3 separate regions of the Mus musculus genome follow, and regions 2 and 3 are each linked to region 1. A link is a loop called in an ENCODE intact Hi-C map of the cell type or tissue named here. Cell type or tissue: heart. All regions are shown on one strand.

Region 1 (8,000 bases):
CAGTTCAGTTCACAGCAGACATCTACTACTGAGTGGTGTGGACACTAATCAGTTGAGAGATGGATTTTTGTGGAATAAAAGGGTTGAGAGGTAGACTAGAGACAGGCAGAGATAAAGGCAAACCACACTGCAGCTTGAGCTTGATGCCATTGCAGAGTGTAGCAGAGCAGTAGGAGCATACCCTATGTCTGTGCAAAGTGGGGTGAAGATGGACACCAGTCTTTGCTTCTTTATAGCAGCATTTCCACCTCATTGGCAGTGCAAATTTGCCTGCTCCCATCATGCATCTTGGCATCATGACAACCCTAAACCCATAAGGGCAGAAGAGAGAATAAACCTTATTTTGGTAAAGTGCCAATCCAGTCTTAGAATGTCTTTCCCTAACTTTAACTCTTGAATACCCTCTCTTCTTCTAAAGCTTGTCTATAAGATAGAGCATTCAAAAGCACGGCCACAGGTTTTTCTCCAGAAGCCTGTACACACTGACTCCTTGAGTGTGGGCTTCTCTCTGTAATACTACTTTCTCTTAATCCTTTTCTTTGTCGCATCTCTGAATTCTTTCTCAGATGGTGCCAAGAGTTGGGAAACACTTGGTAGGGAGCATGTGGTTACTGGGCACTGCGCTGTAAGCACCAGATACTCATTTCAAAGCCTTGCTGTGGGAAGCTCATTAACATTGCTAAATGCTAGTTCCACACTGGATGATGTTCACATCCATTGCGTTAAGTAAATGCCCTGTTAAAATTAATTCCGGCGGTTGTTAACCTCTGAAAAGTCCATCTATAGCGGGCGGGCAAGATGGCTCAGTGAGTAAGAGCCCTTGTCACCAAGCTTCATGACCCGAATTCAAATCCCAGAACCCATGCTATAAGAAGAGAACTGATAATTGCAACCTGTTTTCTGTAGCGTGTGTGTCTGAACCAATGCACACCATACATACAAACTAAATACAAAATTAAAGAATGAACCCACCAGAAGAACTGTCGTTGCAAACAGGGTTCTAGTATGTCTGTAGTACTGTTTCTTTGGATGCCTCCTCGCAGGCTACAGCGCAGCAGCCCCACTGGACAGGGCTTTCTGGAGGCCTAGACTAGCAAGGGTTACCCAGCTCACTATATGTTCCCTACCAGCCCCGTCCCACCTCCAGGAACAACTGACTCTATCTCAGAGAAATTTCTTGATTCCTTCTACATGTAGGACTGATTCTGTTCTTCTAACTAGCATACCTCCCTGCCCCCCACCTCCAGCTCTCTCTGGTGGCTAAAATTCCCGGACTGACCACATCCCCCACCTTGGGAACTGTCCTTGGGTGTGGCATGGGGGCCACAGCTGGCTATCCAAACACCTAATCTGAACTTTTTCTTTTTTAGGTGGGAGGGGCGGGGTATGGTCTCAAGCTAGTTTAGGTTGCTATGAGTTCAGGTTGGCCTCGAACTCATAGCAATCCTGCCACAACTTCCGAGTACTGGGATTACAGGAGTACATCAATACGCTTGCTTCTTAAAAGGATTTATTAGTTTTCTGTTTTTGGATGCCAACAGCTTTCTGTTTTGTAAGCAAAGTCCTATATAAGGAACTGGGTGGACGTGTTAGGAAATTGCAAAATCCCATACACTTGATCTGCAGACCCACTCTTTGCAGACCCAGAGCTGGGACTGGAGGAGGCTCCTCCTTAATTCTCCGTGGCCCTGCTCCCTCCCACGGTCCGCCTACGTCAGACTCCCCGTACCGGCGAGGGCCTGGACCCAGGCTGAAGACCGGTTCCACATCGGGGGGGGGGGATGGGGGGCCAGGACAGAGGTTCCAAGGATCTCCAGGGCTCCCAACAAGAAGGCGGGCTGTAGTCGTCCAAACTCGCGGCTCCTTTAAGAAGCGCTTTGGTAACAGGGTCGTGACGTCATGGGAGTGGAGGGTGGAATATGCGCGTAACCGCGGCAGGGCGGGGCAAAGCCAGGGGAGGACTCAGGGGCCTGACTGACAGGAATGCCCCATATGCCCGCCTCTCCCCTCCTCCATCTGGTGTTGGCTCCGCCCCACCCTAGGCTTAGCTCCTGTGAGCAGGCCCGCCCCTGCACAAACCCCACCCCCAGCCTGACTCAGGCTCGAGAACCCGCCCTTCCAGTGGACCCGGAGCCAGGGAGCCTAAGACCCAAGTCTGTAGATTGTGTGCAGGCCCCGCCCCATAGGGAGGCCCCACCCCCGGCGCGACCGACAGCCCCGCCTTCTAGGGTCCCACCTCCTGTGGGGCGGGACTTGTCCCAGCCGGAGTCGGCGGCGGCGGCTGCGGGAACTTTCCCGGCGGGTCTAATGGCTGCGCGCGGGCCGCTGTGAGGCGCGGCGGCGAGCGGGCGCGGGGCCGCGGAGCAGCGAAGAGCCGCGACCGCGAGGCTGGAGCCCCGGCCAGGCCCGGTCCGACCCGCCAAGCCCGCGATGCGCCCCTGTGCTGTCCCCCGGCGCAGCTGACGCCCCGCGGCCCCGCGAGACCCCAGCCCTACCGGCCCCGCAGGAAGCGGCCGCCGCCACCCAGTCCAGAGCCCGCTCCGCCCGGGCACCATGGCGGGGAAGGCGGCCGCCCCCGGCACCGCGGTCCTGCTGGTCACGGCCAACGTGGGCTCGCTCTTCGACGACGTAAGTGCCGCGCCGTCGGCTAGGGAGGGGCGGTTACGGGCTAGGAGTCTCCCAGCCCGGGACCCTGACATCCCCATTTTCAGTTGGAGACCCTAAATTCCGGCCCCTACAGCGTCTTCTATAGCCGCGGACTCCGGGCCAGTTGTCTTTGGGACGTGTGACTCTGATGCCCCCTACCCACAGCTGGAGACTCCGACCAGGATTTTCCCAAGCCCCAGACAGACCCTGACCCCATAGCAGGGGGGTACCCTAGGCCAGGAAACTTCCAGCTACACACTCGGGACCTTAACACCGCTTTTCTGGTACCCGAGGCCAAACTCGAAGACTCAGTTTTTGAACCCCTGTCTTAACCCATACTACAGGAACCCAGACTCAGTCCAGATCCTTGAATCCTGATGCTGGTTCCTTGCTTTGCTCCCAAGACAGCAAATCCCTATCTTTTTCCTGCCTTGGAACTCCAGAGCCACAAGTACTGACCTGGAATTTTGACCCAGAATCCTGATACTTGGATGTCCTGGCTTCCAAACCCAAGCATACGCTGACCCCAGGTTTTCTGATTCACCCCCTGGCCCCCAGTCTCTGACTCTGATCCCCCAAGTCTGATTTCTGGTTCCAGAAACCCAGCTTTCAAAAATTTTGGTCCTGTTCCTCTCAACCCATACCACACTGACCCTGAACTCTGAGTCTCTACCCTAAAACCTCAGATCCTACACCTACTCTTGGCCCCAGAGTGAGGTCCCTGCCTCTAATTCTACACCCCATCTCCCATCCCCGAACCTTCCTCCCAATAGACCTCAGTCCCAAACCTTGAGCTCCATCATCTGAGTCCTGGTACCTATATCCCATCCCTTGGTCTTGTCTTCTGAGGGGCCTGAGGCGTGAGGCACCTCATTTTGCCATGTAACTTGCAATAGCACTAGTTCTCAAATGAGGTAGCTCTCTTCAAGCCTTGGGGGACTTTATATTCCTGTTTACTAAATGAGAAGGTGCTGAAAAGCTCTTCAAGGCCAAAAATGATGCCAAAGGCCTTTATCTTGTAGAACGGCTTCTCCAGTCCCACCCTGGAACCCTGGGCTTTCTTCTCCTCTGGGAGGCAGAAGGGAGCTGAGGCCTGGGGCACTGGGAGCTCCCTGGAGCAGGCTGGGGCTGACCTAGTTCAGCATTGCAGCCATGGTGCCACCCCGCTGTTGGTACTTAAACTGCCAACCCAAATAAAGCAGGATGCGGCTCCAAGTGGCATGCTTGTTGAAGAAGAAAGGGTAATGCCACAGATGAAACCTTGGAGCCACTGACTCCCCTTCCTCCCTCTCCACCCACCCCCTTACCTAGGTGAACAGTCGGGATGGTGCCAGGGCTTGGATACAGGCCTGATGTAGATTTCAGGCGAGGGTCCTGTTTCCTTCCTGGCAGAGAGCATGGGAGAAGAGTCTCACAGAGCTGGGTTCACAGTCAGCGTAAGCTTGGCTTTTATTAGTAAAAGGCAGGCGTTACTGCTATATTTTGTTATTTTCACTTACAGACATGCCAGTGTTTTAGTTCCCTGCTAGAGAGGCGCTGTCTGTCCGCTCAAGCAATGGACAACTTGCTGTAGTTTCACGTGTGATCGTTTTTCCACCAGGGCCTGTATATTTAGCACTCTATTCTAGGCCTTCCAGTAACATGTCACTGTAGCGTGGTTTTTGTTCGGATGATTCAGATCCGTTAGCTGTGGCTTCAAAGCCTCAGAAATGTCAGGAAAATTAGGCATGGTGGGGCACTTTCATCTCCAAGGGAAAATAATTTTGCTGTGAGAAACATTCTTTCTAGTAATTTTTGATTTCTGAGTTCTAGAGTTTTTGTTGTGTTTCAATTGGATACGTACATACTTCTTTCCGCTGATATTAAAGGGGGTGACTTAATTCACCCTCTTTATGTATAGAGCCCTTACATAGCTCTCACTGGCCAGGTACTTAGAGTGTGGACTAGGCAGATGGCTCTACCTGCATCTGCTGGGATTAAAGGTGGTATAACCACCATGGCCACCTTAACCCACTTTTTAGCAACATGGTATCTGAATTTTTACTTGTTTTCTTAAGGCTCTCTGAAGTTTTACACTATATTTATATCGCAAAAGAGTGTCTGTCTTAATGAATTGTACCTAAGTTAATTCCAAACCAGTCCCCAGGGACAGGCATGCCCTCAATGGAATGACCAAGAAGGGCACACTCATATTCTGTGGCCTGCTTCCTTGGTCAGGATCTGGGTGCTGTGGCAAGAAGCTGGGTAGAGAAAGTGGCCAATTCTCAAGTGAGGTAGATTTTAATTCCTCAGTGCTACTGGACTTAGCGAGTGCTTGTGCTGGACTGTGCGCCTTGGTGTGCCATGCACCCCTGGTGACAGATGGATCTCTCCAGCGGTGTAAAGAAGTTCTTGCTGTGGGAAACAAACACTACCCTGCCCAGGGCCTGAGCGGTTGCTTGGGGGAATCAGCTCCCAGGAGGAAAGTGTCCGATTTGAAACAGTCATGCTGGCTCCAAAGGCAGTTTTTCCTTTTATGCACAAGCAGTAGGTGGTTTGTTTCTGCATTTGTAGTTTCAGAAGTCTCCCCTCCTATGCTCCCATCTTCTTCCTAATCCAGAGGTGACCCCTCTTAAAACATCATGTACATTTTTTTTTTTAAATTGGGGGTTGAACCCTGGCCTTCCCTGCTTTGCTATAGGCCCTAGCCCATGTATGTAAATTTTAATCATAGCTTTGTCGTCAGTACCCTGGGATCTCCAGAACATGTTGTTCAGCCTGCTCTTGTCTCACCAGCCATTCTGGCTGGCATCCTTGCCTGGCAGGGTGGCCCACTGCAGTTACTGAGCTGTGCTGCTGAGGGCCTTTGGTGGCGTGGAGCCCTTTGACCTTGTTGTCTTGTCCAAAGGCATCACTGTAGGTAGACTTGTTTCATGTTCTTAACAACTGTGGAAGACCCCACAGAGTTGGCCTGTGTGTGTGTGTGTGTGTGTGTGTGTGTGTGTTGTACTATCAGTACTCATTGTTTTAAATGTCAAACTGAAAATGTTAAGCACAGAACATCATGGGACACTCTGCTTAATGGCAGAGGAATTGGTCGCTTATACCCAGCGCCAGGGCAGGGAAGCTCTACGGTCCCTTGAGTGAGACAGTTAAAGTCATTGCACAGTGTTAGGACAAAACACCCTTGGCTCAGTCAGTCTTTGGGAGAAGAGTCATCAGCCTCTGAGGACCTCTGTCCCAGCTGGTGACCCTTCAGAAGTGTCTTTCCAGGGAGCCAGGGGCACCTGATACGTTCTCATTTTCTAGTAGTGACTGCCACATTGCCTCTGGCTGACACCTAGTTTGATTGAACGTCACTAGGAGAGAGGGAATGGGTGACCCGGGCCATGCCTATGATTGTTCTGCCCATCTGGCTGGTGCTTTAACAGCTGTGTTTGTAGCTCTAGACTCCATACGTGTGGACTAGTGGTGAGCTGAGAAGGTAAATGCTTGTAGGCATGCTTCAGAGTTCTCCCGCCCTTACATGGTCAGGCGGTGTTGGCCTGGTCCTGCTATGTATTCAGAGCAAGATGTTATTTAGAGCTTGTTTCCTGCTTTGCTTAGTTAACTCCCAAGTGACCCTTTCCAGGCAGACATGGTCTTGCAGAACTGGCAGTGTTAGTAGGGACCAAGGGTCCTAGTCAGCAAATGTTTTTGAGCCATGGGACAGAGAGAGGCAAGTCAGAACTGCTGTGGGTGGGTGGACTCCAGGCAGACACCTTGGCCCATTTCTCTCTCCCGCCTCCCTTTTCAGATTTGTCCTCTTTGCCAGGTTTCACCATTAGTGCGGAAGGGGCTATAGTCTGCCTAGCACAAGCCTGTTCTGTCCTAGAGGACAGTCTCCACCTCACTCCTCTTCCCAGGTCTGTTCCACACTTCCTCACTCTGGGATTCTTGATGTCAGGACTAGGGTCACTTCCTTGCAACAGCTCTAGAACACTCAAGTCACTTCACAGAGAAGCCCTGTATATTGGCTTCGCCCTCCATTGCTACTGCCCACCACTAGAATGTTTGCCATCTCTGTGGATTTGTCTATTTGGAGTTTCCTGGTTCCTGGAAGTAGAGCTGTGGAGAATGTGGCTTGTGTGTGTGTGTGTGTGTGTGTGTGTGTGTGTGTGTATTTTTCCAGGTATGTGTGTTGCCTACATGTATGTATGTGTAGCACATGCATGCCTGGTACCCACAGAGGTTAGAAGAAGGCTTCAGATCCCCTGGGAGTGGAGTTATAGACAGTTGTGAGCTGCCAAGACTTTGGTCCTCTTCAAGAGCAACAAGTGCTCTTAACAGCTTAGCTAGCTCTTCAGTCCCCTGTCCCCATTCATTTCATGTCCCTCCTAGTGGTTCTTGGTTTCCCTCTATCCCCCCAGTACCTAACATTGCTCTTCTTTCTAAGACTTGGCTTCTTGGAGACCCTGTTTTTGCTTTTCCATTCTCTCTTCTCAGGGTGGTACAGCCAGGCCAGTCTAGCCCTTCCCTGGCCATGTTCTCATCTGTCCTCACATAGGTTCCATTGCTCTGTGATGCCCCAAACTGCAAACAAATTGAAGCTACGACAGTCCTGTGGAGCACAGGGCACCCAGCCAGGCCCACTGCAATTTTTCTCCACAGAAAACCAGCACTCTTTTTAAAGTTATTTGTAAATGCGCATGCACACATGAGAGTGTGCACATGAATATAGTGCCTATCAAGGCCAGAAGAGGGCACCTATCCCTTGGAATTGGGTGCTAGGAACTGAACTTGGGTCCTCTGCAAGAGCGATACATGTGCCTTTAAGACAGTTCCCTGAAGTGAGACTGTTGCACCTGTCTTTTTTTTCTCTTGGGCAGAGCATGTGGCTGCCAGTGGCTTGGCCTTTCCTGCTAGAAAGGGCTACTTTCAATGTTTAGAATCTTGAGAATGGCTAGAAACCTGGTATCATCTGTTTCCATGCTGAGAATGCCCCTCCCCTTAACTCTTTCCCAGTGTGAAAGAACTGGGACCACTCGTCTCTTCGCCTCTCCCTAGTTGGTCTTACAATAGTTAGGTGGCTGAGGAGTCTTAGTATTCTTCCTTTTGGCTGTGCTGTTTGTGACCAGAGATTTCAGCAAGCAGTCTGAGTTGCAGTCAGTTTTTTGAATCTGTAAGACCCAGCACTTGTCTCCCGGGGTGGTGGGATCAAATGAGACACTATTGCAACATTTATGCTACTGTTACTGGTGCCTCTGACCATGGTATGAAACCATTTCTGACTTGTAAACACAGGTGATTTTCCACAGACATCATTTCCTGGCTTCTTTCAATGTTTAGAATTTTGGGAGACAATGTTTAGACTTTTGAGATACACCTGGTGGTCC
Region 2 (8,000 bases), 150 kb before region 1:
CAGCCTTGATCCCTTTCGGGATAGCATGTTTATCCATTGCAGTCATGCTGGGATGGCTGGGAGTCATGCTCTCCTGCGTGGCTGACTGGGGCCTCCAGACTCCAGTTCTTAACTGATCTCCCCCAGAACCCGTCAGCAGCAAACCTGTAGTGAGGCCTTGCTGACCATCTGCCATGCCCCTTTGTCACTGACTTCTAGTGCACGTTGCCTGAAGCAGAGACCTTTGTCACTGATGCCTGGTGTGGCTAGTCTACAATAGGGCTTGGGCAGCGGATGGCTGAGTAGGACAGGCTGCTCATCCAACTCAAACAATGGTTTGTTATCTTAAGGAACAAGGAAAAGAAACAAACAAACCTTGGAAGTGTTTGCTACTGTAGAACGTCACAGGAGAGTGACAGAAAGCACGGGGCAGGGATTTCAAATTCTGATGCAGGTAGGGTCCCTTGGTGGTGTGGGTCCCCTGCTCATGGCCAGTAGAGACAAAGGTCTGCCATCTCCTGGGATGAAAGGTCAAGAGATTTGGACTTCTCCAACTCAAACAGGACCTGTCACCTCGTGTCATGTACACTTCTTACCCAGGAAGCCTTTCTCAAGAGTTGTTCCTTAAAGCCATCCTGGATCCTGCAACGGGATCTTTATAAATGATGTCGTGAGGACCACAGGGGCTTTCAGGGAAAGCATGCTGTAAGCTAGCCTTGGTCCCTCTGCACATCCTGAAGGCTGCTCTGTTCTGGTCCACCATGGTACTGCCTTCTGCACTGGGTGGGATGTCAGAGAGGAATGTGTGTTCCTTATTCCTTTAACACTGCATTGTACTATGCCAAGTGTTCACTTTAGTGTCCATCATTCTTTCTATATTCCCCAGATTTTTCATGGGTGATAAAAAAAATGAAAAATATTTTTATCAGCCAGGCAGTGGTGGTACACTGATTTAATCCCAGCACTGGGGAGGCCAGCTTGGTCTACAGAGTTGAGTTTCAGGACACCCAGGGATTTATTTCTTTCTTAGAAAGAAAGAAAGGAAGAAAGAAAGAAAGAAAGAAAGAAAGAGAGAGAGAGAGAAAGAAAGACAGACAGACAGACAGACAGACAGACAGACAGAGAGGGGGGCTGGAAAGATTACTTAGGTGTTACAACAAACACTTGCTGCTCTTGCAACCTGGCTTCAGTTCCAAGTACTCAGAAGGTAGCTTACAACCATCTCTACTTCCAAGGGATCCACTGACATCTTCCTGCCCCCTTGGGATCCAGGCACACACACACACACATGCAGGCAAAGAACTCAGTACACATAAAACAAAACCAAAAATCTCTTCTTTTTAAAAAAAAAAATTCTTTAAAGAAACCAAAGATTAAGGGAGAAATAGGGAGAGGATGTGACAGGCAGTTCCCAAGAGAAACCTCAAATGGCTGGAGGAGTGAGCCCATGGTGTGTGGGCTACTTCACCGGTCCAGCTGAGAGCCCTGCACTGTGAGCAGTCTGTGAGTACAGCCCCCAGCAGCCTCCTGGAAGATCATCCCAATAACAGGACAAGCAGATGGAGGACATCTCTCAGGTGATGAGGGCTTTCCTAACACCCTCAAAGCCCTGGGGAGAACCCCAGCACCACAGAAACTGGGGGTTGTCTTGTGATGTAACCCCAACACTTGGAAGGCAGAGACAGGAGAATCAGCTAAGGATGGAGTTTGAGGCCACATGAGGCCTTTTCTCAAAACAAACAAACAAACAAACAAGGTAGTATCTTTGGCGACTCCGTCAGGTTCATTCTTCAGAGATGAAAGCAGTCTAATAGGCACAGTGAGCAAAGACACTTGGTGGCGAATTTTGTCATCTCCAGAAACAAACACACAGTGGGCACTCAACAGTAGAAGGTGTGTCCCTGTGCCAGCCTAGGGGGAGTTCACAGCCGGTACGGGCTCCTGCAGTTGGGCAGGAGGTCACTAGAGGGTGCTAGGGTGCTGAGCACGGCTGGAGGCTGCTGGGCGGAGCTGATGCTCCAGCCTTGAGCACTGAGTGCCAAGCCTGAGTACTCACCATGTGTGAGAAAATGCCTTTCTTTGCAGCTTGGCTCCAGGCTGAGCCCACTTGCCTTTCTCATGCTTCTTGTGACCCGTGAGTGTGTAGGTCGTAGCCTGTGCAGGCACAGCCTGGTAAAAGACTTCTGAGGCTGGACACTGGTAAGACTCCAGGTCTACCACCCTATTCAGAAAAAGCTTATATTTCTCTTCTCCATGTTGTTCTGAAGCCTGGCCTGTAACCTTTGAGCCCGCCCCCACCCCCGTCCCCGTCCCCCCCTCCCCCGCCCCCCGGGCCTCCATGGTGTTTGTGTGTTTGAAGCTTTCTTGTAAAGCTGGTGAGAACCTTCCCCAGTCACCGACTCCCGGGCCTAAAAGGTTGCCCAATTTTCAAGCACTTACATTTTTGTTGTTGTTCATAGAGAATAAGGTGTTTGGATGAGTTTTTCTTGCCTATATTTTTCTGTAATAGTAAATGTGTGTAGATGAGCCCCACCCCCAACACGTGCCTTTAATTTTTAAAGCAAGTAATGTCTGACTTTAATGGGGGGGGGGGGGGAATATCACCTGGACTTGCCATCACGCATTTCTTTCTGCGGGAATTTCTTTGGAAGACTTTTGATCTCCTGTGGTGAAGCAGCTGCCACAGTCTGCAAGCATGCGGAATTCTGTTTTGCCCCAGCCCTCTGCATTTCCGGGGTGGGGGATGGCTGTAAAAGAAGGGTGTGGTGGCTCCTGTCCCCTCTCTGTATCTTCCTGGGATCCAGGCCTTTCAGAGTGTCAGGCATGCTGGGTTTGAACTACGAGTGCTGGCAGATAAGATTCCAGCCCTGGAAATCTGCTGCTCGGAAGGGAAGATGCAGGGATCTGATAGGAGGCAGGGTCTGGCTGAGTTCAAAGTCCACCTTTGAAGGGAGATAGTGCATAGCAGGGGCCCTGGCAGGAAGCTCACTCCCTTTCCCTCTTCCACTCAGTCTCACTCTACCAAGTCAGCCGTGGAATCTCACACCCTGCCTCCCCATGCACGTACCCTGCACATTGCAGGCAGACGCACACATACTTAAGGTCCGGAATCCGAGGGTGAGTTAGTTCCCCACCTCATCCCCTGGAGGCAGCAGGGCGAGCAGCACTGGTCACGTGGCCCTCGTCGCCCTTACTAGCATGTCCTATCCAGGCACATCTGCTTGCCTGGAGCTGCCGAAACAGCTTCGGGTGCCATCTAATGGCTCTGCAGGAAAACTGACCATTACAGCAGAAGACCTGGGAGGAAGATAGAAATGTCTCTAGTCTTTAACCACTAAGATGTTAGAAGTTATTTCTCTGCCGATGAAATGAGCCAATTCAAGCCAGACTGGATGATATTAACTGCAGGTTTATTGGGAAGCTGCCCTCTGGCCCCAAGGACCAAGGCCAGGGAAATCACCGTGGGGAAAGAGGGGAAAGGAGAGAGAAAGAGAGAAAGGACACATGCTCAGAGAGATAGAGGAGAGAGAGAGAGAGAGAGAGAGAGAGAGAGAGAGAAAGAAATCCCAGAGTTGGGGGCAGGGTATGCCAGGTAGGGACTGAGGGATGCAGGGAAAACCTGGAGGCCATGTCTGCTTTGATGTGTAAAATATGCACCTTAGTCTCTTGTCCCAGGGTCCAAAACCAAACAAGAAGTTCCCTTGCCTCCAATGTTGAGTAAACAGAACTGCTCAGGTCCTGAAGGAGCCAGGATTAGGGCTGAGCCTTGCTTGGCTCTTGAGACTGAGCAGAGCAAAGAAGGTACGGGCACTGGGTAGGCATAAGTGAGAAGCTGGAAACAGTCAGATCTCTTGGGTCATAGTCAGAGGAGAATTTGGAGACTAGCCTGGATTGGATCTGTCTGTGACTTGGGAGTAGAGAGGCCCTGGAGAAAGGCCACAGCAGTCAGGAGACAAGGTGACCCAGGCTGTAGGGCAGAAAGCAGGGTTGCTGCCAGTCCAGTGTCTCCACGGACTACAGTGGGTAAGCAAGGCCAAATAGGGTACGGGTGGCCATAAAGCTTGAGTGCCATCAGGCTGTCTAGAAATAAGAGGTGTGCCTAGGGGGCGCTGTAAGGAGTGGGCTGTTTTCATGACTCCAAGTAACCCCTTAATATTACAGAGAGCACATAAGTCTCCTCTCTGGGCTGGGCCCGTCTCCCCACGCCCTGTTCCCACAGCTCAGTGAAATCAGAGACGAGGGCCACTGTGGCAACATGGCAAAAGGGCTGTGGAATGTCCTGGAAACCCACTGAGAGCGCTGTTGAAAGATCTAGCACTACTTGGCCTTGAGGGCCGGGATGTGTGTGTGCGTGTATGTGTGTGTGTGTGTGTGTGTGTGTGTGTGTGTGTGTGTGTGTGTATGTGCATGCACGCACACGTGCATGTGCCTGTGCCAAACAGCACATCTAGACATGCCCTAGTATCCCTCAGAATGCAGCTGCTCTATCAGGGGGACAACTGAGACACCTGTAGGTTCATCACCTGTCCCACCCATGATATGTAGATCCGTGGCCAGCAACACTATCCTGCATGCAGGCTGGCCAAGTTTAAGGCCTGTACTTGGTATACTCCGTTTGTATCAGCACTTATGTATTAGCTTGAAGCTTTGTGATTTTAAAACGAATTCACACCTGTATGAATGACTTGGGTTAGCTGTGTGTCTTCTGTCACGTGACAGACTTTCAGGGTATTCTGGGTCAGCTCTAGCAACCTTGAGCATAACAGCGTCCCTTGATCAACACTGCTTGTACTCCAACCTGTGCTGTTGGGACCTTTGAGTGATGTGGGGATGTTGGTAAAGAATGTCCCCTCCTCTGTGTAGACCCTGGGTGGCCTAGCAGGGTGGAGGGAAAGCTCACGAGCCTGGCAAGTGGGCCTGAAGGAAGAGCAGCCTTCTCGCCCATTGTTGGGAATACCCTGCTGTGGTTTCTTTTAGATGGCATCGAAGATTCCCTTTGCCACAGATCTGACAGACTATGAGAAAATGCCAGTAAGTCCATTTGGGAAAGTGAAGCCCAGCGGAGAGGGGACAGCACAAAGGCCTATAGAAATAAGGTTGGTGACAGTTGTGTATTCTGGGCTCCCCAGCTCAGTGCCTCTGAGTGTCCAGCCTTATGTGAGCAGTCAGCACAGTGAGCAATCTGGAAAGACAAAGTCCCTGCCCTTGGAGTTCTATCACCCTACCAGATGATCAGGAAGTCTTAGAAGACTCCCCTGCAGGGGTACTCCTGTAGCCCCACCCCCAGTCCTGCCCCAGCTATTCCAGTGCCTGAGCGCTTGTCTCACCCCCATCCCTGACCTTTCAGCCCTCAGGACTACCCCTAACCTTCCCATAGTGGTATATTGGGTATGGCTTCTGCCAAAAGAAAGACAGGAAAACCCATGAGAAGGCCAGTTCATGGTACCTTAGGATTTGACGTCCTAGTATTAGAGCCTCTGTTCAGGTGGACAGTAGGCTACTAACAGGGATAGTGGCATGTCAATTGGCCAGTTGGCAGACCCATCTGTGGCTCAGGACAGCTTTGGGGAAGCTAGGTACTAATAAAAGACCAACTGGGGAGGGGAGAGGTCTGAGCCAAGCCACTGGGACCCTCTAGAAGCATTGCAGCATCCAGCGCAGGTGGCAGAGAGCTAAGTGTGCAGGATGGGATGAGAAGGGGTTCCCTGCATTTAGCCCGAGAGGTTCCTGGCCTCTTTCTGCCATTCTGAATCATTGCATCTACAGTCAAGAAATAGCAACCTTAGAGTCACAGTTAAAAGAGATAGAGATGTGTTTAAAAATCTCAGGTCAATGAAACATCCTGCTCTGTCTAAAGGGTCAGCAAATCTGGTAGATTTGTTTCACCCAAGAAATGCGGTCCCCACATGCACAGAACCAGCTCCCCACATGCACAGAACCAGCTCCCCACATGCACAGAACCAGCTCCCCACAGCCACAGAACCAGCTCCCCACATGCACAGAACCAGCTCCTAGCTACCCACAGCCACAGAACCAGCTCCTAGCTACCCACAGCCACAGAACCAGCTCCCCATATGCACAGAACCAGCTCCCCACAGCCACAGAACCAGCTCCCCACAGCCACAGAACCAGCTCCTAGCTCCCCACAGCCACAGAACCAGCTCCTAGCTCCCCACAGCCACAGAACCAGCTCCCCACATGCACAGAACCAGCTCCCCACAGCCACAGAACCAGCTCCTAGCTCCCCACAGCCACACGTGGACTTGAGGGGTTATGTTTATGTGTATGGGTTTTTTGCCTGCATTGTGTCTGTGTACCATGTGTGAATAGTGCCTGAGGAGACCAGAAGAGGGTGTCATATCTTTTGTAACTGAGTTACTGGTGGTTCTTAGCCACCACGAGGGTGCTGGGAACTGATCCTAGTTCCTATGTAAGATCCCCAGTGCTCTTAACCTCTGAGCTTGCTCTCCAGCCCCAACTGGAGGGTGTTTAAGCATAGTGGCTGTGTGGATAAAGACGTTGCCTCAAGCCCAGCATCTCTAGGGGGAGGCAAGGAGCCATGCCATAGCCACCTGGTGCCTCAGGGGGGGTAGCGGACTTCAGGGAAAAGTGCTTTCTCCCTGGTTGCAATGGGCACGTCTAGCCTAAGGCCAGCATCCAAACAGCAAGTGTCTGTGTTCCAGTGCCTCACCATTAGCAGAGCTGGAGGACAAGATAAAGCGGCACACACAGCAGATCCGCACTCGAAGTTTCCTGGGTACAAACCCAATGCAAGACATTAAGACAGCCAACCAGGACCTGGAAACCGTGAGTACCTGTTGCCTGTTTGGGAATGTGTCACTAATGGAAGGGAATCCTCTATACCACTGCAGAGTAGATATCCTCTAACCATGTGGTTCATCTGTGCGGTGTCTGTAGTGAGTGCAGGGGGCAGCTCCAGAAAAAATAGTCTGGCCACATTATGAGCCCTCAGCTGCACCAGACATAATGGGATGACCATGATAGCTTAGGGCCTTTGAGGACAGGGACGGGCAACAGGTCTAGAACTGGTCTGCTCCGTGAGTCTATGGAGTCATTGTTTAATGCCTCACACCCAGATGGTGGGCTGAAGCCCTGTGCTGGCTGAAAGGGAGCTGTTTGGAAAGGGCTCATTGCTGTTGCCTAGAAAGAGAACACTGTGTCAAATCCACAGGGATCCGTATGACCATGTCCCTGAGCTCCTACCCAGAGCAAAAGTGCCCCTAAACTCTCCCCCAGACTCTTGAAGTTAAACCTCATCCATCGTCAGCGTCCACCCTGTGCCTCAGTGTCCCTGCTTAATGAGAGAAGCAGAGAGCAGAAGCCCTTCCCGTGCCGACAGGAAGCTGTTGGAAGCAAGCAGAGGTTTTGTGATAGTGGTATCTGGGTGCCCACGACTCCACCATTGCCTAGTTCCGGGTCAGTGTGGCATTGGCTCAAGACTAGGCTTTTCTGACAGCCTATCTGCGACTCCATGTCTATTCTATCCAGATAGACAAAAGTAGACCCTGGCCTCAATCCCATCATGAGATCGGACCTTCCAAGTCAGTGCTTCACATTTGCAGCCAGATTAATCACACCTCTCCACAGCCAGAAAACAGACAAACAAACGGAGCTACTCTTCTAGACAGGCACAGTGGAGGCAAGACAGCTTTGAGGTGAAAACTGTGGATGCCCAGTCACACTTGCAGGGAGTCTGCAGCATTGGGCTCTGGCTTCCCCCAAGAAGCCACACCCCTGGTTTTCAGTCACTGTTATCTGACCTTTGGCATAATACTGAGCCTGTATTCTAGCACATACTGAAGCCAGCAAAGTTTTATAAGAAGAAAGTCCCTGGAGATATAGTATTAAGAGCCTACAGAGAGAGAGAGAAAGAGAGAGCAAGAGCGAGAGAGAGAGAGAGAGAGAACCAGCTAGTTGTAAGATTTATCCCATAGAACCCCAGAACACAAGAATGCAAACCTAGGCCGAATCCTAGCACGGATTTGGTTCCAAATCCCATT
Region 3 (8,000 bases), 140 kb before region 1:
GCTTCTGGGACATGGGAAAGAGGTAGGAAGAAAGCTGTTCCTTTAAGGTGTGTGTGTGTGTGTGTGTGTGTGTGTGTGTGATTTGAGGAATTCTTCCATTATGTAGAATGGAGTTCAGGGTGTCAGGCTTGGCAACACGTATCTTTACTGGCAAAACCATCCTCCTGGCCCATGAGACATTGTTTTAAAATTAGTGATAGTCAGCTGTGAGCAACTACATGGGGGTGGGATGGACCTTCAGAGAAGCACGAGAATGCCCTGGAGTTAGGACAAGCAAGCTTAGCAGCTTGGCTGACTTCAAATAAAAACATAGGAAGAGGGAGAAAGGGGTCAGGGAGATGGGTCAGCTATAAAGCATGCTTGCTGATAAACCTGGTGGTGACTTTAGCCCCCAGAGCCCACGTGGTAGAGAAGAACCACTTTACACCAGTTGCCCTGTGGCCATCACAGTGCCATGGCTGGTACCCACAGGCACACGCACGCACACACAAAAGGTGTTTACATTTTTTTAATTAGAGGACCTTGAACTAGAGTGGTGGTGTACTCGGGTGAAGGCAGGTGGATGTCTGTGAGTTCTAAGCCAACCCTGATCTAAAGAATCAGTTAAACCAGAAAGGAAGAGGCAGAGAAAAAACAAAAAAAACAACAAATGATGCTTTTTGAGTTAGAACTCAGAAAAACAAAACAGGCAGCAGAGATCTATAAGCAGCTGCAATGAGGGAGGCTCTCCAGGCCGGAATAGTGTGAATTCTCATCGCAGAGACAGTTATTCCTCCCATCTTCCGGCTAATTTTTTAAATCATAAAATAGCTATGCTTTTCCGAGCTCTGTTGCCTCTACCTTCCTCTTCATATGACATTTTAAATCCCAAGTAGTTCCCAAAAATGTTAAAATACTAATGAACCATGGTTAAGGCTCACGTGTGTGTATGACCTTCAAATATAGCTTCACTATATCTGGATAGAAACTTAAAAATTTGGGCAGAATCTCACAAAGATACCCATAAAAATTTTACATTAAATCCTCAACTTCCACATAACTCTTGGGACCTAGGGTTTCACCTTTTCTGTTAACCTATCCAGTGCACATCAGGAGCCATCTTGTCCTTAGGTGCTGAAGGAAAGGTTCCTTAGCAGCCTCTGAGACATAACTTCAGACGTCACCAAATCCACCTTATTGTAAGGACGCCTGGGTGTGAGTCTCTTAAGTGGACCACATACATGCTTGGGTCTGTCTCATTCTTTTCCTGAGTGTCTTTCCCTCCCCACACCTCACTACTTAAACGTTAAAATCACCCCAATTCAGATCCATAGTAAAATGGATCTCTGAAGTCAGACTGCTTGAAGTGGCAGCATGGGGCTGTGTTTCCAGACCCTGCTCTATGGCTGCTGACAGGCAGCCCTACTCCACCCCCTATCCCCACCCCCACCAAGGTCACACAGAAGACTGCAGTCTTAAGCAGAGTCCCAGAGTCCATCCCCTTAGCCAGTGCTTTTCTGGCAGGTTCTCTTCCTAGACTTGAGATATTGCTTAGTGGGAGAATGCCACAATTATCCTGACTTCTAGGTACAGGATCTCATCAGAGCAGCCCTTGCAGGATGGCCAGAAGGGGGCCAGTCCAGCTTCCCAAAGCTCTATGATCTCTCGGGGTCCAGGATGTTTAGCTACGAAGACTACAAGAGGCCTTGCCATGGATTACATTCAGGGAAGAGTGACTTAGCCACAGCCCCCTGCCCTGGGCTACTTCAGTGGGTACTCTACAGTGCTTAGTGAACCCAGCTCCAGGGCCTAAACAGCACTGGCCTTATTCTGTGTCTCCACCCAAACCAGGCCTTTTGATTCTGTCTCAGAAGTTGTTGAGTGGGCTGCCCAGGCATCAGGGCTTGGTAAGTTCAGAAAGAGAAGAGGCAGGCCCATGTGTGCTGGCCTTCTTGCCTGCATAAGTGAGTATATGCATGCCTGTATATGCCTCTCTCTCTCTCTCTCTCTCTCTCTCTCTCTCTCTCTCTCTCTCTGTGTGTGTGTGTGTGTGTGTGTGTGTGTGTGTGTGTGTTGTCTGGCCAGGCAACCCAGGGGCAGCAGGCCCATGGCTGTGGGTAGCGCCCTTCACAGTCATGGGCTGGGAGGCCTGAGAGTCTCCCCACTGAAGCTATGGAGTGAGTCAGTGAACCTCAGAAGCACGCTGCCCTGACAGGGCCTGCAAGGGAATAAGTCATCTGTAAACTGGAGGCAGGCACAGAGCTAGTGACAAGAGGGAACCAGACAGCTGTGGAAGGCGAATCCTGAAGCCTGGTCCAGGCTCCGAAGGGAAAGCAGCTTGCAGCTGGCCACCTTCCCTGTCCAGGTGGGTGGGGCTGGGACAAGGCCCTGAAATTCGGCTTGTGTTTAAATTGTAAATCCATCTCCTTTCTGGCTGTTAAACTATTCTACCAAACAGAGAACAGGCTTTTTAAAATGGCTTCCAAATACACTAAAAAACACAGCACAAACCTGGCAGGCAGGCATGATAAACAGCACAGGTGGCCTCCGGCTCCTCTCTACTCTCTTATCAACAGCCCAGGAGATTCCCGCCACAAGCTGAACCCTAGGTTCCTGGGCCTCTCGGACTTCCAGACCTCCTAGCCACTGTCCCTTACCACAGCCAAACTACCCTTCTTGCTGACATCTGGGAGTTAATAGAAGCAAGCTCCTTATCCACACAATAAGCTAGCAGTTTTCACGGTGTCCCTCTGTCCATGCCCCACATCGGAAGAGGTCTTCTATATTGCCTCTACAACCAGGAGTCCCTGAACAAGGGCACCTGCTTGCTCAAGTGCCTTTTTCGGACTACCCCACAGTTGCTCAGACTATAGATGTCCCCAGCTTGGAAGCTACTGAACTGGCTGGGGGGAGGGGGATGTCCTGCTGTAGGCTGTACTGAGCAGGCATCCCCAGTACTCAGGCACAGATGCTTAGTATCTGGGTTGAGCGAGTGGGCAGCCTCCCACCAGCCCTCCACCTGGAACTGAGCTGGGAATGGTTCCTGTAGCCAGCGTTTTTTTTTTTTTTTTTCCTCCAAAATCTGCAGCACCCAGCTCTGGAGAGAAGGAGTGAGGAAAACAGACGTTTGTGGGAGGGGGACTGCCCCTCAGCTGGACTCCGCCCAGACTTTCTCATCTGCTCTAGTGTAGCCTTAAGGCAAGGTAAAGTGGCGCCAGGGCGGCCTCGGCTGTCCTTGGCGGCGTCAGTGGTAGCAGCCCTGAAGCAAGTCCCAGCAGGGCAAGAACTCCACTCCCCAGCTGAAAAGGACATGGGCCTGGTAGATCCGTGGTCAGTACCTCTCTGCCCTTTTGGTGCCTCCAATGCAGGGTCATGGCGATGCAAGTCAGCCTTAGGGGCCCGATTCACAGACGCCATTGGTCATTGCAACGTGACAGACCCTTGGAGGCAGTCAGTTATGGATTCCGAATCCGGATTCAGAGTGCAAGTGCTTGCGGAAACCGGAGGAGGTCTAGGGTGGCGGTCAGCCGTCCGCCGGGCGCCGCCACCTCCCACTCATGGCCAGGCTGCCCTCGCGGGCCCGGTTGCACACGCCCGGGGAGCCTGGCTCTTGCTCATGGGAGGTGGCTCTTCATACTGTACACTAAGCGAGGAGTGCTGCAGCGAGTAGTCCCAGGAGACGCAAGAGCTCTGGATAGAATAATCCTGCCAACACTAGTGCTGGCCAGCCCCGCGCCCTGCGAGGTTCTCAAACAGACCGGAGCACTATAGTCTCCTAGGAGGCGCCGAGCACACCTGGGTAGCCCAGTGCCAGGTAGCCCTGTAGTGAGGGTGACACTAGGCCTCTTGTAAGGGCCCCATTGGTGTCCCTCGGCACCCGGAGTCTCCTCTGCCAGGCCTGATTCGCTTCAAATACACGTGTCCACAGACTTTTTCAAGTACCAAGTGGACACAGGAGTCGTGCGTAGAAGACGCTGCCGGGGTCCTCTAGCACAAACTGGTAGACAGGGGACCCCCAGACTACATGGGGGAAGGGCCCCAGGCTGCGCCGGGCTCAGGGAGTGGCCCCGGGACAGGATCAGGAAGGAGGTGGGGCCCGGGGTGGAACCCAGAGAAGCAGAGTGGGGGAAGGGCCTGGACCCGGGGAGTGTCCCCGCTACCCCTCGGTTCCTGGCAAGGCCTCCTAGGGGGCATTCCAAGCCTGCGTGGCGTCAAGATTAACGAACCCTTCTCCCCGCCCGGTGGGGCCCCCGCAATGCGTTGCAAGCCCAGCTTTGAGAGCCGGCTGTGGGCGCACGCTGCGGGCGGACCGCCCCACGCCCTCCGGCTCCTGGGAGCGCAGCCCGCGGCCGCGCGCCCCAGCCTAGCTCCGCGGTGGCGGCCGGCACACAGAGCTTTGTGACGTCAGGCGGCGTCACGCGGGGCTGACCCGGCGGCGGCGGCGGCGGCGGCGGTGGCGGGCGGGGGCGGCCTCCGGAGGCGGCGGGAGCATGGAGCCGCGGGCCGGCTGCCGGTTGCCGGTGCGGGTGGAACAGGTCGTCAACGGCGCGCTGGTGGTCACCGTGAGCTGTGGCGAGCGCAGCTTCGCCGGAATCCTGCTGGATTGCACGAAAAAGTGAGCGGGGCAGGGTCGCGGGCCCGGGACTCCTCGGAATCTCCCGGGACACTCCTCCACCGATTCAAGGTTCCAATGCAGGCTCCGAGAGGAGCAGCAAAGCCCGGCGTCCGCTTTCAGTTTCTGCTGGGCCGGGGTTTCGAGGCGCGCCAGCTGGCCGCCGGTCTGGGTGCGAAAGTGGCTCTCTCCCAAAGTCGCGGTGACTTTCGGGGCAGGAGAGCGTGCGGCCCCGCAGAGGGGCTGCGGTGCCGGCCGGGACGCACGGGAAGCCTTGCCTGAAACTCCGCACATCTGCCATAATTAACGCACTTTTCTTTGTTCAGACGCACTGTTGAATTCGACTGTTTGTAGAATCGTGATTCGTTTAAGGGGGTCAGTTAAGCTATGGCCTCACCTGTCACAAGAGGGGGGAAGCCCAAGGCTTATAGGAGTGGCTGGTGGAGACCAGCTGCGAGACTGCGGGGTGTAGAAACACTGCTGTGGGCGAGGCGCCTTGCGGGGGAGTGGAAGATACAAGTTCCAGGGCCAGTGCCTCTACTGGAGGGGCGCATTGGGCTTGGCTCCTGAGACCACCTGTATACCCTTTGCAGGGGCTTCTGCAGCGCAGAACAGCCACCTGAACCCAGAATCACATGGCACTGCGCTGTCACTGCCTGATAAATGATTAGGCATTAATCAGGCTGTGACTCTTCTGCTCCAGCCAGGCTTCATTCTGGAATTAGGAACAGAAAAGGGCTCTGCTTTCAAAGACCCAACTTTTTCCCTTCCTAAAGCCCGGATTTCCCTGGGTTCCCACCACAGAGCAGAGCCCTTCCTCCTTCGACAGTTACCCTGCTGACATTATGTCTTCATTAGATGTGCCAGAAGCCATTTATGCACAAGTCATGTGACTTAACATATGGCCTCCCGTGTGACTGGTGCCCCTCTCTTGTTGGTTAGTACAGGGAGTGCCTATAATGGGGTGACATTCAGGGGCTGCAGAATAGCCACCTGAAAGCTTCCAAGGCAAGCCATCCCCCACCCTGCTGATGGCTGCCCTCTCCTCCCTAGGCAGGTCTGGCTGCACCCCTGCTCAACCTGTGCAGCCTGCTCTGGCCTCTCCCTAGAGAGTCTGCAGCAGAGGACCCGCATTTCCCCAGTTCTCAGGCTCCAGTGCTCAAGATAAGATTGGCTGAGAGTAGTCCTATCTTGTGGCTGTGTCTACAGAGATAGGGGGGATCTCTACCCTGAGGTCAATGGCTAACCTGGCTTGCAGATGCATACACCCTTCATGAATAGAAGCTAGCTGCTGGCTGGCATCCTGAACATGGGAAGCAGCAGCTATAGGATGCATGTGTGTCCGTGCCTCACAGTCTACCAGAACCAGAACCCCTTGGAGACATGAGCTTAGTCGCTGATCACAGCTCTTCTCTGCAGTGGCTTTGCTTGCTTCTGTGCCCATGCAGAGACTCTGAAATGGCCCTTCCTTGCCCCTCCAGCCCTCCAAGGCTTGGCCTTGTGTTTCTCCTTCCCCATCCCTGATCTTTCCAGCAGCGCCCCCCCCCCCTTGTTTCTGTTTCCTGTGTTCTATCCATAGTATTATGAGTGGCAAAGCTAGTGTTTACAGCCCTGCTTCTCAGGCAGAGCTGAGCACAGCTTAGCAGCTGTCTGGGTGGTTTGGGCTGCAGTGTCTGCTCTCAGGCTCCAGGGTCCACATGCTGACCTGCCCTCCCAGGTACTAGTTTCTCCACAGCTTCAGTACCTATCCTTGCTCTTCCAAGGCCCAGTCCTTGGATTCGAGCCAAGGAAGAGTTCCCAAGTCCTATTTCCTCCCACCTCAGGGGAGCCTTTGGGGCTCAAAGCAGCAAGCAGGTCAGCATTCCTGAGGTGCTGCTGCTGCGCTTTATAGGCATCAGAGCTCCCATAGTTTGGGTACCGACCTGGTAGCCTGGCTGTCCTTTATGGTTCCTGATCACTGTTCATCCTCCTTGCTAGGTTGCAAGTGACGTGGATGGCCCCGTTCGCATAGACTGCTGGGTAGAAGGAAGGCTCTGAGGCTGGATCCAGCCCCACCAGTGCTCATCATGAAAGTTAGACTGAAAGATGTTTGTTCCTTTTCCCTTCCTCGTCTGCAGATGGCTGGGGAGCTCAGAGGGGGTCTTTGCTCACAAGCCACCTGGTGCAGTACCAAGTACCTCCTCCCACTCGGTGTCTTGAATCAGCTGCCTGGCTGTAGAGCAGCCCGAAGCAGGTTCTCTGTTGCTCTGGGTACCTATGCAGGCCTGTATTTTCACTGAGAAACCACACTGTACCAGAGGGTGGGCTAAGCCTCTGACAAGCCGCCTTTATGATCCCTGCTTACAAATTTGAGGATCCCTCCCAAAGCCGGCTGACCCAAGTCGTGCAGGAAGGGGTGGGGCTGACACTATGCTGCAGGTGGGCCTAGAGGTATGTATGTCTCTTGTTGAGCACCTCAGGTGAGGTAACCCTAGCCAAAGGTAGTCTACAAGACAGCAAAGGCCCGCTGACTCCGGGGTTCTAATCTGAGTTGTTGATTCTTAAATTGTACCACACAACAGCTGAGCCTGTCTGCTGGGATAGTCAGTATGACGTCCTCTTTGACCAAGACCACAGTCACTGCCTGTCACCAGGCTAAAGAGCACCAAGTTCTGTCCTGGAATTTGTTAGCTAGTGTGCTGCTAGGCATTCCTGAGATTATGTGGTAGGCACAGAGGTTACCATAGTGCTCAGATACCCTCTCTGCCCTCAAGGAACTGGAGGGTTCCAGGTGTCTTGTGCATCACAGCTGGTGCATCACCGGCTGGTATGCTGGTCTTGGGGACTGTACCACAGAGATGTTGTCAGAGTGGACAAGGAAGACATGGGGGGGGGGGTGTGAGGTGGGCCTGGTCTGAGCTTCTAGGAGAGCCCTAGGGCTTAAGGACGATGTTGATGCTAATAAATGCAGGATACAGGCTCCACCTATTCTTCTCTGGAAATCGGGGGTCTGCCCAAGGATGTGGGGCAATATGCTCTGGAGAATGGATTGCTCTGGTATCCAGGCTGAGACTTGGCCTGAAAAGCTGCTCACCTGACTCCCAAAGCAGAGGTGGCCCCTGGAGGCCTCTGTACACTTAGTAGTCCCAAGCAGCTCACTGTTTCCTGCAAGACCTTCCTGTTCCTGGTCCCATCCAGCTCTCTAGCCCTACTGCTCAATGGCTGTTTGCTGGGCTGCAGAAAGGCTTCAGGGACTTTCTAAAGTAAGCAAGCCCTGGTGTACAACCCAAGGTGGGGCCTTGGGTGTTTGGACTTGGGCCTTCCTGGGGCTGCAGGCTCCTGGCAACATAGCTATGTAGAGAAGTTTCCGCAGACTCCCGCCCAGCTTTGCACATCCGCATGCCTCTGATCCAGGAGCCTGTTGACTCAA

Evidence for each region. Peaks named below come from ENCODE experiments on the same cell type or tissue, not always from the same donor. Only the 100,000 strongest peaks of a DNase experiment are listed, where the experiment ranks them.
Region 2: a loop joins it to region 1, with 2.4 times the contacts of the local background. A loop is called at or near these places in 16 of 42 quality-filtered maps.
Region 3: it touches region 1 in a loop (6-fold over the local background); 15 of 42 quality-filtered maps call a loop at or near these places.

What each region holds. Positions count from the first base shown.
Region 1 is chr7:139,386,837-139,394,836 of GRCm38, forward strand. It overlaps Inpp5a (inositol polyphosphate-5-phosphatase A), which reads left to right and starts at 2,273. Exons shown (of 16, transcript NM_001127363.1): 1 at 2,273-2,628. The coding sequence starts at 2,554. It overlaps Gm46004 (a long non-coding RNA gene), which reads right to left and starts at 2,311. Exons shown (of 2, transcript XR_001778314.2): 1 at 1,730-2,311; 2 at 1-305. In heart, CTCF peaks have their summits at 2,790, 3,721, 6,097 and 7,344 (motif pointing right); DNase peaks (open chromatin) are centred at 1,265, 1,955, 3,775, 5,445 and 3 weaker places; H3K4me3 peaks cover 4,693 bases; H3K27ac peaks cover 5,087 bases.
Region 2 is chr7:139,231,914-139,239,913 of GRCm38, forward strand. Lrrc27 (leucine rich repeat containing 27) reads left to right here. Exons shown (of 11, transcript NM_027164.1): 9 at 4,957-5,075; 10 at 6,663-6,786. Gm32315 (a long non-coding RNA gene) reads right to left here and starts at 3,177. Exons shown (of 3, transcript XR_389962.4): 1 at 2,584-3,177; 2 at 2,419-2,479; 3 at 1,076-2,200. In heart, CTCF peaks have their summits at 3,210 (motif pointing left) and 4,071; DNase peaks (open chromatin) are centred at 1,978, 3,138 and 3,938; H3K4me3 peaks cover 774 bases; H3K27ac peaks cover 2,445 bases.
Region 3 is chr7:139,244,050-139,252,049 of GRCm38, forward strand. Pwwp2b (PWWP domain containing 2B) reads left to right here and starts at 4,433. Exons shown (of 3, transcript NM_001098636.1): 1 at 4,433-4,594. The coding sequence starts at 4,470. In heart, a CTCF peak has its summit at 3,484; DNase peaks (open chromatin) are centred at 3,502, 4,102, 4,332, 7,972 and 1 weaker place; H3K4me3 peaks cover 3,763 bases; H3K27ac peaks cover 6,511 bases.